Regions from separate parts of the Homo sapiens genome. Here region 2 is linked to region 1. A link is an interaction called in ENCODE POLR2A ChIA-PET data of the cell type or tissue named here. Cell type or tissue: IMR-90. All regions are shown on one strand. Links, peaks and the distances in the headings refer to the core of each region. The heading gives the core; the rest is flanking DNA. Region 1 overlaps FARP1 (FERM, ARH/RhoGEF and pleckstrin domain protein 1). Region 2 has its middle 8.2 kb from the start of IPO5.

Evidence for each region. Peaks named below come from ENCODE experiments on the same cell type or tissue, not always from the same donor. Only the 100,000 strongest peaks of a DNase experiment are listed, where the experiment ranks them.
Region 2: POLR2A ChIA-PET joins it to region 1 with 18 read pairs; 2 of 35 experiments call an interaction of 5 or more read pairs at or near these places.

What each region holds. Positions count from the first base shown.
Region 1 is chr13:98,243,968-98,250,443 of GRCh38, reverse strand. All of the region lies in intron 2 of FARP1 (FERM, ARH/RhoGEF and pleckstrin domain protein 1), which reads right to left. Among named protein-coding and RNA genes, the nearest start is that of MIR3170, 39 kb to the right of the region's middle. In IMR-90, for the core only: no CTCF peak of the experiment used is centred there; no DNase peak of the experiment used is centred there.
Region 2 is chr13:97,942,253-97,948,728 of GRCh38, reverse strand. No RefSeq gene overlaps it. Among named protein-coding and RNA genes, the nearest start is that of IPO5, 8.2 kb to the left of the region's middle. In IMR-90, for the core only: no CTCF peak of the experiment used is centred there; a DNase peak (open chromatin) is centred at 1,298; H3K27ac peaks cover 1,129 bases.

The DNA.
Region 1 (6,476 bases), core at 1,984-4,483:
GCCCTCATATTTTTATTTGTTAAACTATACTTACACTTTTTATAGCCTCTTTTGTAAATATGCCATATTTCACAATTTAAAGTTTTGACAGATTATGTGAGAAAGAAACAAATCATGTACAAACCCAAAAGACTGGCATTATTGTACCTTTCTTTAGAACCTAAACCATTCAAAACACATATGGTTTCAGATTTTAACATCATTATTTTGTGACTTGAGATGGCATTTTAAAGAATGACAGACTCAGTTTTGCAGGTTTTTAAATCCCACATTTCTTTTCAAAGTGTCTGTGTTTCTCCGATTAAGTCACTGGGCCACCCCAATGTTTGGTGTTCAGAAATCATTGGTGAATCTCACGAGTAAATTTAAAGCGATGTATTTTCTCATACATATAAAATCATCTATTTTCTCTTTTATTAAATGCCTATCCTTTCCAAGGCTTAAAAGATTGAAAACTTAAAAATTAGGTTTTCAAAACAGGTCAACAATCTAAACCCTGATGAATTTTGAAGATTTCCAAAAGAAATTTGGGGAAGGAGCTGTCAAACATCGCATATGTAACTGAAGGGAGAGAGGTGGGGAACCAGACTGTTCATTTGCCCCTGGAATTTCATGTTGTCAATACCACCACGGGGAACCATCACTAAGAAACGGTATGGCCTCAGGTTTCCGTCTGTCTTTTTTCTTCTATAATGCTCAAAGACAGGTGTAAACACAAGGCCTGTGTGATATTTCTTTGGGAGATGTACATCTTGTTACCTTCCTGCCTCCCCGAGACATAGGCCTGAGTGACATTAATCATTCCAATAGCCAAACAATTTCTGTGTCATCAATGGGCCATTAGCTGGGTGAAGAACATGGTGGGGAAACACAAGACTTCTGCCAAAATATCTCTGTTGCCACAAGGAAAAAGTAAAACAGTAAGCAGACCAGAAGTTCTTTTTAATGATGTATTCCTCAAGCAAAAATCAGACCTCTTCCCTCAATAATGGGCTGTAACACTCTTGCAAAAAAGCGTCTATCTTACAAGAGTTTAAGTTCTTACCATGTCACATAAAAGAAGTATCGTATCATTAAAAATTTTATGTTCCCAAAAAAGTTCACCAAGTACATTAACAAGGAGCTATACTTGCAATATTTCCAAAGGCAAAGTTGTAACAGTAAAATAATTCAATTAAAGCATCACAAAAGATACCTGAAAATTCCTATTCGTCTAAATGAGCACCCATGGGTGCTCACTTAGTTGAAATACAGTCGATTCTCATTATTTGCTGTAGTTGCACTCTACATGGTCACCACTGAACTAGGGAACACTGAACTGTTGCGTCTAGGAGAAATACAAGATTAGATTCTGAGATCTTCTGTCATATTCTCATCAACTGAACAATATAAATTTGTTTAATGTGTGTTTCTGTTAAAAGACACTTTACTTAATATACACTGTTGACTCATTAATGTTGAATTAATGGCCAGTAAGTAGCACTAGAACTTATGCCTAAATGAAGCTTCCCTAACACCCGTTTTCTCTGTAAGGCACATTCTCAGCCTTCTTGCGCTCAGGAACCCTGGACAGTGCTTCTAGCACTACACTTCAGAGCCATTTTAAACAGTGAAATCACCAACAAAAAGCACGAAAACGCAAACAAATCACGGCACTAACTAGATCATCAAAAAGGCACCTGTTTCCAGCGCGAGAGCTGAGACAAGAAGGCAGACCCTCATTTGAGTTCAGCTGAGAATGTGCACATTGGGCAACTCACATTTTTCTGTAATCCTGGGCAGGTCCACAAATGACCAGGAAAGCACCACAAGCTTGATTTGGGGACTACAAATTTTAGGGAGTAGGTGGATTCACAAATACGGAATCCATGAAGAATGTGTTATCCAGTGTGGTAAGGACTCAGCATATCCTAGATTTAACATTAATATCCAAAAGTATTTCTGAAGCTTCTCATGATTTCTTAAAACATGAGACATTTTGTTTCCTGACACTATCCCATCCTATAAAAGGATACTGTATTATGTCTATGGCCACAGGAAAATACCTTGGGGAAGCCCTCTACCCGGGGAGAAACAGCTCACATCACTGCTAGGAGGTATCTCCTTACCCCTCCCTCTACCCTCAGTGTCCCTGAGTCCACTATTAAATCTCATTCCACCCAAATACAGTAGAAAAGAGTTCAAAAATCACAGAATATTTCAGAGAGAACTGGTTCACTATTTTTCTAGGTACTGCAAAATCTATCCTTTACTCATGCCAGATATTAGACAGAGGTGTCATTGGCCCATTTCTCTCATTAGAGTTGCTGTTTGCTGGGCTGGACGGGATTGCACCCATTGGCCTGTTTGGGAAGACAGGTCCGAGGTACCCGCCTCTCTGATGCTGAGAGAGGCTGCGAAGGTTTTTGTTCATAAAATTTGTTTCCTTCTTGGACCCTTGGCAGAGATGTGTTTCTGGTCTTAGTGTCAGGAATCTGCGACTCTTCTGAGAACTGGTTTATTCTTATCATACGACTGCTGATCAAGTGTCCAGCATTCAATACACAGCTCTTCACAAGGATCGCTGGAAGCTGATGACCACATCCGTGGCTTGGTGGCATTCACTTTGTGAAGAGGCCTCCTTCTGGATGCTGCGGACATCTTGCCCCTGTTCTCTGTTTCTGTTTGCCTGGACTTTCTTATCGGCTCCCAATCCGCATCATCTACACTCTGGCTCCTCGTGAACTGCCTGGAATCCGTTGAAGGTGGAAGCTGGGGTCAACCTACCAACCTTTGCTCACCTTCCTAACTTTCTCTGGGAAAGGTTCCTCCCCTGCCCTGGATCCCAGCAGAGCCCTGAGCTCACTGTCTGTTGTATCCTTCTCCGTCTTCCCTCCTCCCATGTTAGTTCAAATAGCTCTCTCTGTTTCACACCACCTGTCCTCCCAGTGAGCTCCACTCCCCCAGCAGGGCTGCGGGGATGGATAGCCCAGCCAGTCATACTGGGGTGTCTGTCTGCGTTAGTGACCCGGCCTGGTCATTTAGAGCTTAGTGTGACTTTCTTAAAGGGCAGTTAAAGAACTCTATGTGGGGGCCAAAGTGGGCCCAGCCAGGGGTGTGGAAGGCTGCACACCACCAACAGAGTACACACCCTGGGCGTGACACTATTGGTAGATGGCACGCATCGTCTTCTAGGTGTAGAAAGGAACAGCTACTTTTTTTTTGGAGACAGAGTCTCACCGCCACCCAGTCTGGAGTGCAGTGGTGCGATCTCAGCTCACTGCAACCTCCGCCTCCTGGGTTCCAGTGATTCTTCTGCCTCAGCCTCCCGAATAGCTGGGATTACAGGCATGCGGGTTACAGGCATGCGCCATCACGCCCAGTTAACTTTTGTATTTTTAGTAGAGACGTGGTTTCACCATGTTGGCCAGGCTGGGTCTTGAACCCCTGACCTCAGGTGATCCGTCCACCTTGGCCTCCCAAAGTGCTGGGATTACAGGCGTGAGCAACTGTGCCCCGCCAAGGAACAGCTGCCTTCTTAAACACAGGAGTTCCAGCCCTCGGTTCTGTGTAGACGGTTGTATGCAGGAAGTGCACAGGCAGAATCCATGGGCTCAAGGAACAGCTGGATTTTTTAAAGCTAATTAACAATGTTCCATTTCAGGGCTCTGGGTAGAAAGCTCTGACAAAGCCACTGTTCACTAACGTGCTGTGTGCTTAGTGATGTCATTCTGTTTGTGGTGTAAGTACCTGGTTAAAATTAAGCTTTTCTAAATGCCTCCCTTATAGCATTGTTTCAGTACCCAGGACTAAGAACTTTGAGCTTTTTAGATTATCCCCAGAGGAGAAGGAGGGAGTATAGTATGTAAACACACACACACAACACTCACAAACACACAGGCACACAAGCAAGCACACACACACCACTTATTTTGAGACTCTAACAATGAAAACTGACAACCATGTTTCCTAGACAAAAACTATAGACTCTAATTTTTTTTTAAGTTACAAGAATCAGAAGACTAAGCTTATTTTTGCTGATCTACAGATGAGAATTAAGAATTTATCTCGGGGCTGGGCGCGGTGGCTCACGCCTGTAATCCCAGCACTTTGGGAGGCCGAGGCGGGGATCACGAGGTCAGGAGATCGAGACCATCCTGGCTAACACGGTGAAACCCCGTCTCTACTAAAAATACAAAAAATTAGCCGGGCGAGGTGGCGGGCGCCTGTAGTCCTAGCTACTCGGGAGGCTGAGGCAGGAGAATGGCGTGAACCCCAGGGGGCGGAGCCTGCAGTGAGCCGAGATTGCGCCACTGCACTCCAGCCTGGGTGACAGCGAGACTCCGTCTCAAAAAAAAAAAAAAAAAAAAAAAAAAAGAATTTATCTCGGCCGGGCGCAGTGGCTCACACCTGTAATCCCAACACTTTGGGAGGCTGAGGGGGGCAGATTGCCTGAGCTCATGAATTCGAGACCAGCCTGGGCAACACGGTGAAACCTCGTCTCTACTAAAATATAAAAAGTTGGCTGGGCATGGTGGCGTGGCGGCGTGCATCTGTAGTCCCAGCTACCCGGGAGGCTGAGGCAGGAGAATTGCTTGAACCCGGGAGGCGGAGGTTGCTGTGAGCCGAGATCGCACCACTGCACTCCAGCCTGGGTGACAGAGTGAGACTCCCTCTCCAAATAAAAAAAAGAATTTATCTCAAAAATCCTAAGAATGGGATACATTTCTGCATTTTCTGTGCTGCTCGAAATTGTTACTGTAAGTAACCATGTAACACCTTTGTAACACAAAACAAGTTCTTCTTCTAAAGAATAGTTCTATTAACCCAAAAAGATTCCTCTTGTATTAATAATGAAATACACATCTGCTATTCTATCTAGCTCAGGCTTGATCATCCACTTCCTTTAGGAAGGAAAACTGGGGGAGGCTTTTTAAAAATTAAGCTTTGCGTTTACACAAGTAGAAAATGCCTCCTGTGTCACTCTAATTGTTTCAATTAAAGTACTCACTTCGTATTACTTAGTTGCTGCAGTGTATGATTTTGTCACATAAAACACTGAACATGGGAGCTGAAAATCTGTTTTCTCATTAAAATCAACTGTTCTCACATAAACATCCCACAAAGTGCTTATCAATAAGCTGGTAAGACAAACATGTATTAAAGTAGATCTGACTTTATTCGCCTTTCTAAATGGCTTTACAATTAACAATCCATTCTTTGAATAAAAAAGTTACACAAAAATTACTGTAGATTTCTCAGAACACAGTAATATGGTAAATGAGGTACTCCTTTTAAAAACTAAACCCTTTCAGGAATTAAACTTCAGCAATTCCAGTTAACATTTAAAAACTAAAGAATCTAATTAAGAGACCACTCAGGAAAGGAAGATGGTTTTTAACTTCTGCACTAGCAATAAACCAAATCCCTCTCTTTGGTCTAATTTATGGCTGGAATAGAAATGAATCTTCCCCTAGTGGCAAACAACCCACAGCAGAAAAGCTGTATTGCTTCCCTTTAAGAGGCACCAAATCTAGTAGATCAAACCAAGCCTCCTGGAGACCCGTTTAGGAGTGGATGGGCCCCTCTGTATGCAGCTTCACGTATCTGAGATCACATCTGTATCTACTCCTACCCAGCAGAAAAATCACTTATTGGGCACTGAAATGTGTTAATGTCACCTTTGAATTTAACTCTGGCCATTGCCAATCAATTTCTTTGAATGAAATAATGAAACAGGACTTCAAGTCCTGACTCAAAAAAGATTAAGAAGCTCTTCAGTGACTGTGACCGCTAAGCTTCTACTTCCAGCCCAGTTTGTGTAAGAAATAGAGCCTGTAAGATGAGTGAGAATTCTGTCCTCTCCAAACTTCTCAATTAGATGTGAATGGTGCTTGGGCTTCATGGAGCATCTCAGTACCCAACCCGTCCAGGAGGAGCCGGTGGCTTTGAGGAAGGAGGATGAGGACACCATCTGGGAAGAGAGGAGAGCAAATGCTACTCCCTTGAAAAGGCGCTTTTTGTTGTTGTTTTTTAAAAAACAGTAACAATAAAGAGACACAGCAAAGTTTTGGAAGTGATGGATATGTTTATTACCTTGACTGGGTGATGGTAACACCAGCCTATACTTATATCCAAACTCACCAAATTGTATACATTAGTTATGTACAATTTTTTATATACCAGATATATCTCAATAAAGCTAGGAAGTGGGGTAGAAAGGGTGTTTGCTGGGAAAACCAAAATGGCAATCAGCTAGGAATCTGGGATGGACTGTATTTTCATCACTAATTGTACCCAATTCTGTTCAACTTTAAAATTATGCAAAACTCTCCAGTGCTTACATGAATATATTCTCATTGAAAAGCCCTCTCTGAAATTTTAATGAAGTTCAAATGGCCCCAGAGAAATCTGCTCACTGATATTCCTTTTCAAGAGATTGCTTAGGAAAAAAAAAAATCTAGAAATAAGATGCTCAGGGGAGAAAACTTGCTTCC
Region 2 (6,476 bases), core at 21-2,520, 300 kb after region 1:
GTGGATCACGAGGTCAGGAGTTCGAGACCAGCCTGGCCTACATGGTGAAACCCCATCTCTACTAAAGATACAAATAATTAGCCGCGCGTTGTGGCGGGTGCCTGTAATCCCAGCTACTTGAGAGGCTGAGGCAGGAGAATTGCTTGAACCCGGGAGGCGGAGGTTGCAGTGAGCCGAGATCGCACCATTGCACTCCAGCCTGGGTGACACGGCAAGACTCTGTCAAAAAAAAAAAAAAAAAAAAAAAAAAAGGAAGAGAAAGGAAGAAAAATGTTTGTCCTTATTTCTTAAAATATTCAATGAGCTTATATTGTGTTCGAGTGATTAACTGTGGTGCCTTTAGGTGCCCCTGAAGTAGTCATAACTTTTTACTCTAACTCCTAAACCTAACACCACATCTATCCACATACAAACAGGTACATACTTATTTCCCTTTCAATATCATTAGTCTTAGTTTTTTGAATGTTGAGCCTGCAGGCTTTAAAAATACAACTTAGGGCCAGGCATGGTGACTCATGCCAGCACTTTGGGATGCCAAGGTAGGAGGATTGCCTGAGCCCAGGAGTTTGAGATCAGCCTGGGCAACATAGCAATATCCTGCCTCTACAAAAAATAAAAAAATTAGCCAGGCGTGGTGGCACACACCTGTAGTCCCAGCTACTTGGGAGGCTGAGGTAGGAGGATCGCTTGAGTCCAGGAGGCTGAGGCTGCAGTGAGCTGTGATTACCCCACTGCATTCTAGCCTGGACAATGGAGAGGGACCATGTCTTGGGGGAAGAAAAAGAAAAAAGAAAAAATCCAACTGAAAAAATATTTTTAGCTGGGCACGGTGGCTCACGCCTGCGCCTATAATCCCAGCACTTTGGGAGGCCAAAGCAGGTGGATCACTTGAGGCCAGGAGTTTGAGACCAGCCTGGCCAACATGACGAAACCCTGTTTCTAGTAAAAATTCAAAAATTAGCCTGTCGTGGTGTTGTGCGCCTGTAATCCCAGCTACTGGGGAGGCTAGGGCAGGAGAATCACTTGAGCCTGGGAGGTGGAGGTTGCAGTAAACCAAGGTCGCTCCACTGCACTCCAGCCTGGGCTATAGAGAGACCCTGTCTCAAAAAAAAAAAAAAAAAAAAGAAAAGAAAAATTAAAGTGTTCACATATAAATGAAGCAACTCATTTAGAGAGGAAGGGAAAGGCCTGGAAGCCAAGTGTTGGCATTTCCACCAAGGCTGAGCATTCTTATACGGAGACCCTGCCGAACTGCCTTTCCTGGGACGCATATTTTCATGCTACATCATATATTTGGTGAAGCAACTCAGCTACACCCTTTCAGTGGGGGTTGAAGATGAATCAGCCCATCATGTTGTAATTCAGACAAAAGCAAGGTTTATTTTTTTTCAGGCAATCATTCTAAAATGCCAGAGGAAATGAAGCCCCTTGGCCCACTGGCCCTGATCTGTGCCAGGTTTTGCACCAATATTGAAAGCCTGTTCTGTTCTGTAGGACTTGCCCCTGAAACAAAGGATCTTCCTGAAATGCATCTCCACAGACTCTCAACTCAAAAATTCATCTCTGTGGGAGAGGGGACATTTTGTAGCATTTTGTCTTCAGCTTGTATTCTACAAAAATCAAACTTCAGATATGAAAATTCTTTTAAACTATAGATTTATTGAACTAGAAAGGGCCAGAAGAACTCTAATTGATACAATTAGGACTTACATAATTTATCTAAGAGAGGATTAGATATGAAGCAACCCAGAGAATAAGAGTCTAATCTGCACTTAACCTTCTCTTTCCTTCCTTCCTTCCTTCCTTCCTTCCTTCCTTCCTTCCTTCCTTCCTTCCTTCCTCCCTCCCTCCCTCCCTCCCTCCATCCCTCCCTCCCTCCCTTCCTTTCCTTCCTTCCTTCCTTTCTTTCTCCTCCTCTCTCTCTCTCTTTCTTTCTTTGAGACAGAGTTTCACTCTAGTTGCCCAGGCTGGAGTGCAATGGCATGATCTTGGCTCACCACAACCTCCGCCTCCCAGGTTCAAGTGATTCTCCTGCCGCAGCCTCCCGAGTAGCTGGGCTTACAGGTGCCACCCCACCATGCCCGGCTAATTTTGTATTTTTAGTAGAGACGGGGTTTCTCCGTGTTGGTCAGGCTGGTCTCAAACTCCAGACCTCAGGTGATCCACCAGCCTCAGTCTCCCAAATTGCTGGGATTACAGGCATGAGCCACTGCACCTGGCCTAACCTTTTAAAAAGAAATTTTTCATGGGCAAAAGATCTGAATAGACATTTCTCCAAAGACGATATACAAATAGCTAATAAGCCCATAAAAAGATGCCCATACACAGGAGGCTGAGGTAGGAGAATCATTTGAACCCGGGAGGTGGAGGTTGGAGGTTGCAGTGAGCTGAGATTGTGTCACTGCACTCCAGCCTGGGTGACAGAGCAGGACTGTCTCGGGGGGGAAAAAAAAGATGCCCAACATTAGTCATCAGGGAAATGCAAATCAAAACCACAGTGAGATACCACTTCATACAAACGAAAATGGCTATAATCAAAAAGTCATAATAATAATGTTGGTGGGTATGTGGAGAAATTGGAATCCTCTTACACTACTGGCGGGAATGTGAAGTGGTGCAGCTGATTTGGAAAATAGTCTGGCAGTTTCTTGAAAAGTTAAACAGAGTTCCATTTGACCCAGCAATTCTGCTCTTTAGCATATACCCAAGAGAAAAGGGAACTTGTAGTCCCAGCTACTTGGGGGGCTGAGGTGGGAGGATCACTTGAGCATGGGAGGTCAAGGTTGCAGTGAGCTATGATTGCACCACCGCAATCCAGCATGGGCAACAGAGTGAGACCCTGTTTCTAAAGAGAAAAAAAGTGCAAGCAACCCAAATGTCCATCAACTGAGGAATGGATAAATAAAATGTGGTACATGCATACAATGGAATATTATTTAGCAATAGAAAGAAATATGAAATACTCATATATGCGGCAACATTGGATGAACTTTAAAAACAGTACACTAAGGGAAAGAAGGCAGTCACAAAAGATTACATATTATATGATTTAATTTATATGAACTAGAATAGGCAAATCTATAAAGACAAAGTTGACTAAATGGTTGCTTAGGGCCAGTGGAGCTGGGGGTGGGGCAGGAGAATGATAGCTAAAGGGTGTGTTTTTTTAATGGATAAAAGTGTTCTAAAATGGATTATACTTAAGGTTGCACAGTTATGCATATGCTAAAAACCATGAAGTGTCCTTGAAATGAGTGAGCTGTATGGTATGTGAATTATATCTCAAGAAGAAAGAAAGAATGAAAAAGAAAACTCTCTAGGTTTCTTCCTGGCTGCCAGAAAATTCTTTTTTTTACTTTTTGTTTTTTTGAGACAGGATCTTGCTCTGTCACCCAGGCTGGAGTGCAGTGGTGTGATCACTGCTCACTGCAGTCTTGACCCCCCGGGTTTGAGTGATCCCCTCACCTCAGCCTCCCAAGTATCTGAGACTGCAGGTATGAGCCACCATATCTGGCTAATTTTAACTTTTTTTTTTTTTTTTTGTAGAAACAGTCTCCCTATGTTGCCCAGGTGGTCTTGAACTCCTGGACTCAAGTGATCCTCACGTCTTGGCCTCCCGAAGTGCTGGGATTACAGGCATGAGCCACTGTGTCTTGCCAGAAAATTCTTTCCCATATTTAGTATTTTTCTTTTTGCTCACTCTAATAAACACTTGTTTTGTTTTTGGTAGAGACAGAGAAGAGTAAAAAACTTCCTTGTCTTGAATCATAAATCTAATACTCAAAGGCCATTATTATATTAGCCATTTGGAGGAAACGATTTCAGTGCCTTTAACCTTTTCTTATAGGATTCATTTTTATGCCATTATTTGCCTTTCTACCTCTCTTGGAGCTTCTTAACCATTCTGGGCCTCAGATTCTTCGCCTATAAAATGAGACTGGTGGACTAGATCTCAAAGACCCCTTGCAGGTCTGAAGTCCTGTGATGAATGTCGGCATCCTTTGAGAAAGCATGAACATGTACAAATGAAAACACTTTTCTGAGCCGTGGAAGGCAAAACTGTAATCAGCTATGAAAAGAAGCTGGAAACAGACTGAGGGAGTCGAGTTTTAAAATCAGTGAACACAGCATGAAGTGGGCACAGCAAAGGCCTGAGAGTCAGGAAACTTAATCTCTGCTTTTATGACTCATGGTAAGATTTGGGAGAGTCACATGACCTCTTGAGTACATTTTCTTTTCTATAAAATGGGCATCATATAATCTGCCTACCTCTCTCTAAGCAGTGTTTTCACTGAATGATTAAACAAGTAAATATTACTGTAATGCACATATTATAACAATATTTTATATATGATTCACAACAAAAGTGCTGTTATTGAAACAATTCTTTCCTTGAAAGAAAATTTATGATACCTATTTTTAAAATTCATTTCATTTTGGTTTTATCATCTCCTCTTAAAACTTAATGAATATAGGCTGGGTGCAGTGGCTCACGCCTGTAATCCCAGCACTTATGGAGGCTGAGGTGGGCAAATCACTTGAGGCCAGGAGTTCGAGACCAGCCTGGCCAACGTGGCGAAACTTTGTCTCTACTAAAAATACCGCAATTAGCCAGGTGTGGTGGGACAACCTGTAATCCTGGCTACTCAGGTGGCTGAGGCACAAGAATTGCTTGAGCCTGAGAGGCAGAAGTTGCGATGAGTGGAGATGACACCAGTGCACTTCAGCCTGGGCGACAGAGCAAGACTCTGTCTCAGAAACAAAACAAAACAAAAAACTTAATGAATATGGCATAGTAAAATGTAAAGAAATATAAAAATAAAAGCTCAATGAAATCATGGTTAATGTGAACAAAGCTTACAATAACATTAAAAATTAATAAAAAGTATTTTTCTTCCAAATTTGGCTTTGTAAAAGCCTATGTTAATTATAAAAATTGTTAAGCATTTTTCTAGTTGCCACTTCCCTCACATCTATATTGTTCTCATTGTTAAGGTGTCTTATGTTGCTTTTTTTTAAAATTATACTTTAATTTCTGGGGTACATGTGCAGAACGTGCAGTTTTGTTACATAGGTATACACGTGCCGTGGTGGTTTGCTTCACCCATCAACCCATCATCTACATTAGGTATTTCTCCTAATGCTATCCCTTCCCTAGCCCCCCACCCCCCGACAGGCCCCAGTGTGTGATGTTCCCCTCCCTGAGTCCATGTGTTCTCATTGTTCAGCTCCCACTTATGAGTGAGAACATGCAGTGCTTGGTTTTCTGTTCTTGTGTTAGTTTGCTGAGAAAGATGGTTTCCAGCTTCATCCATGTCTGGTGTCTTATGTTTCTGAGTAGAACCAGAGGTCAAGGGACCATGTCAGATCTCTCCGTTGTTACACCTTAATGCCTGTAACAATGCCATGCATCTGGTATTTACTCATTAAAAACTGATGACATTTATTGCCTGCTAATGGAAGAGGTTAAACTGCTCAATGTAAATAGGACATTGAAAATTTGCAGTCCAGACAGAATTTTTTTGTGTGGGTCTAGTGATTTCTGAGAACCATAAAGCTAATTTAAAGCATCTTAGGCAATAACAAATATCTCATGGTATTCATGAGATCAATGACATCATGAAACTTAGGAAACTGAACAATAGTCGCAAAAGTTGACACACTTAAAGGAGAGATGGTCTTCCAAGCAGGGAGACTGTATGATTTTCCAGGGGTACCACCTTTGCTCAAAAGAGCACGGAAATTCCCCTGTTTGGAATTTGGAATCTGTCCAGAGTCAGATTACCATCCCTCAGGAAAATCAACCTCATTTCTTATAGCCACGCAATGTGGTTAATGATGTTTGCTTTTCCTCTCTTGTAAGCTATTGAGTTATCTTCAAATAGGATGCATTGCATAGGTAACAATGGGATCATGCCAATTACTGTGTAATTGGAGTTAGAGATAGGCCTGCTTAAAATCAAGAACAATAGGCCGGGCACAGTGGCTCACACCTGTAATCCCAGCGGTTTGGGAGGCTGAGGCAGGTGGATCACGAGGTCAGGAGATCGAGACCATCCTGGCTAACACGGTGAAACCCCGTCTCTACTAAAAATACAAAAAGTTAGCTGGGCGTGGTGGCAGGCGCCTGTAGTCCCAGCTACTTGGGAGGCTGAGGCAGGAGAATGGTGTGAACCTAGGAGGCAGAGCTTGCAGTGAGCCAAGATCGCACCACTGCACTCCAGCCTGGGTGACAGAGCGAGACTCTGTCTCAAAAAAAAAAAAAAAAAATCAAGAACAATAAACATCCATAGAGCTGAGATTGCCATTGTCCCAGATACTTTCAGATGAGTTATTCCATCCTTAAAACTACCCTTTGTGGCAGGTTGTACTTTCCTCAGGAATATGGGACGTTCAGTGATATCCACACATATTCCGGGCCATGGGAGAGTCCAGATGGGCTGTGCAGTCTGAAGTTGCTGATAGCTGTCACTCTT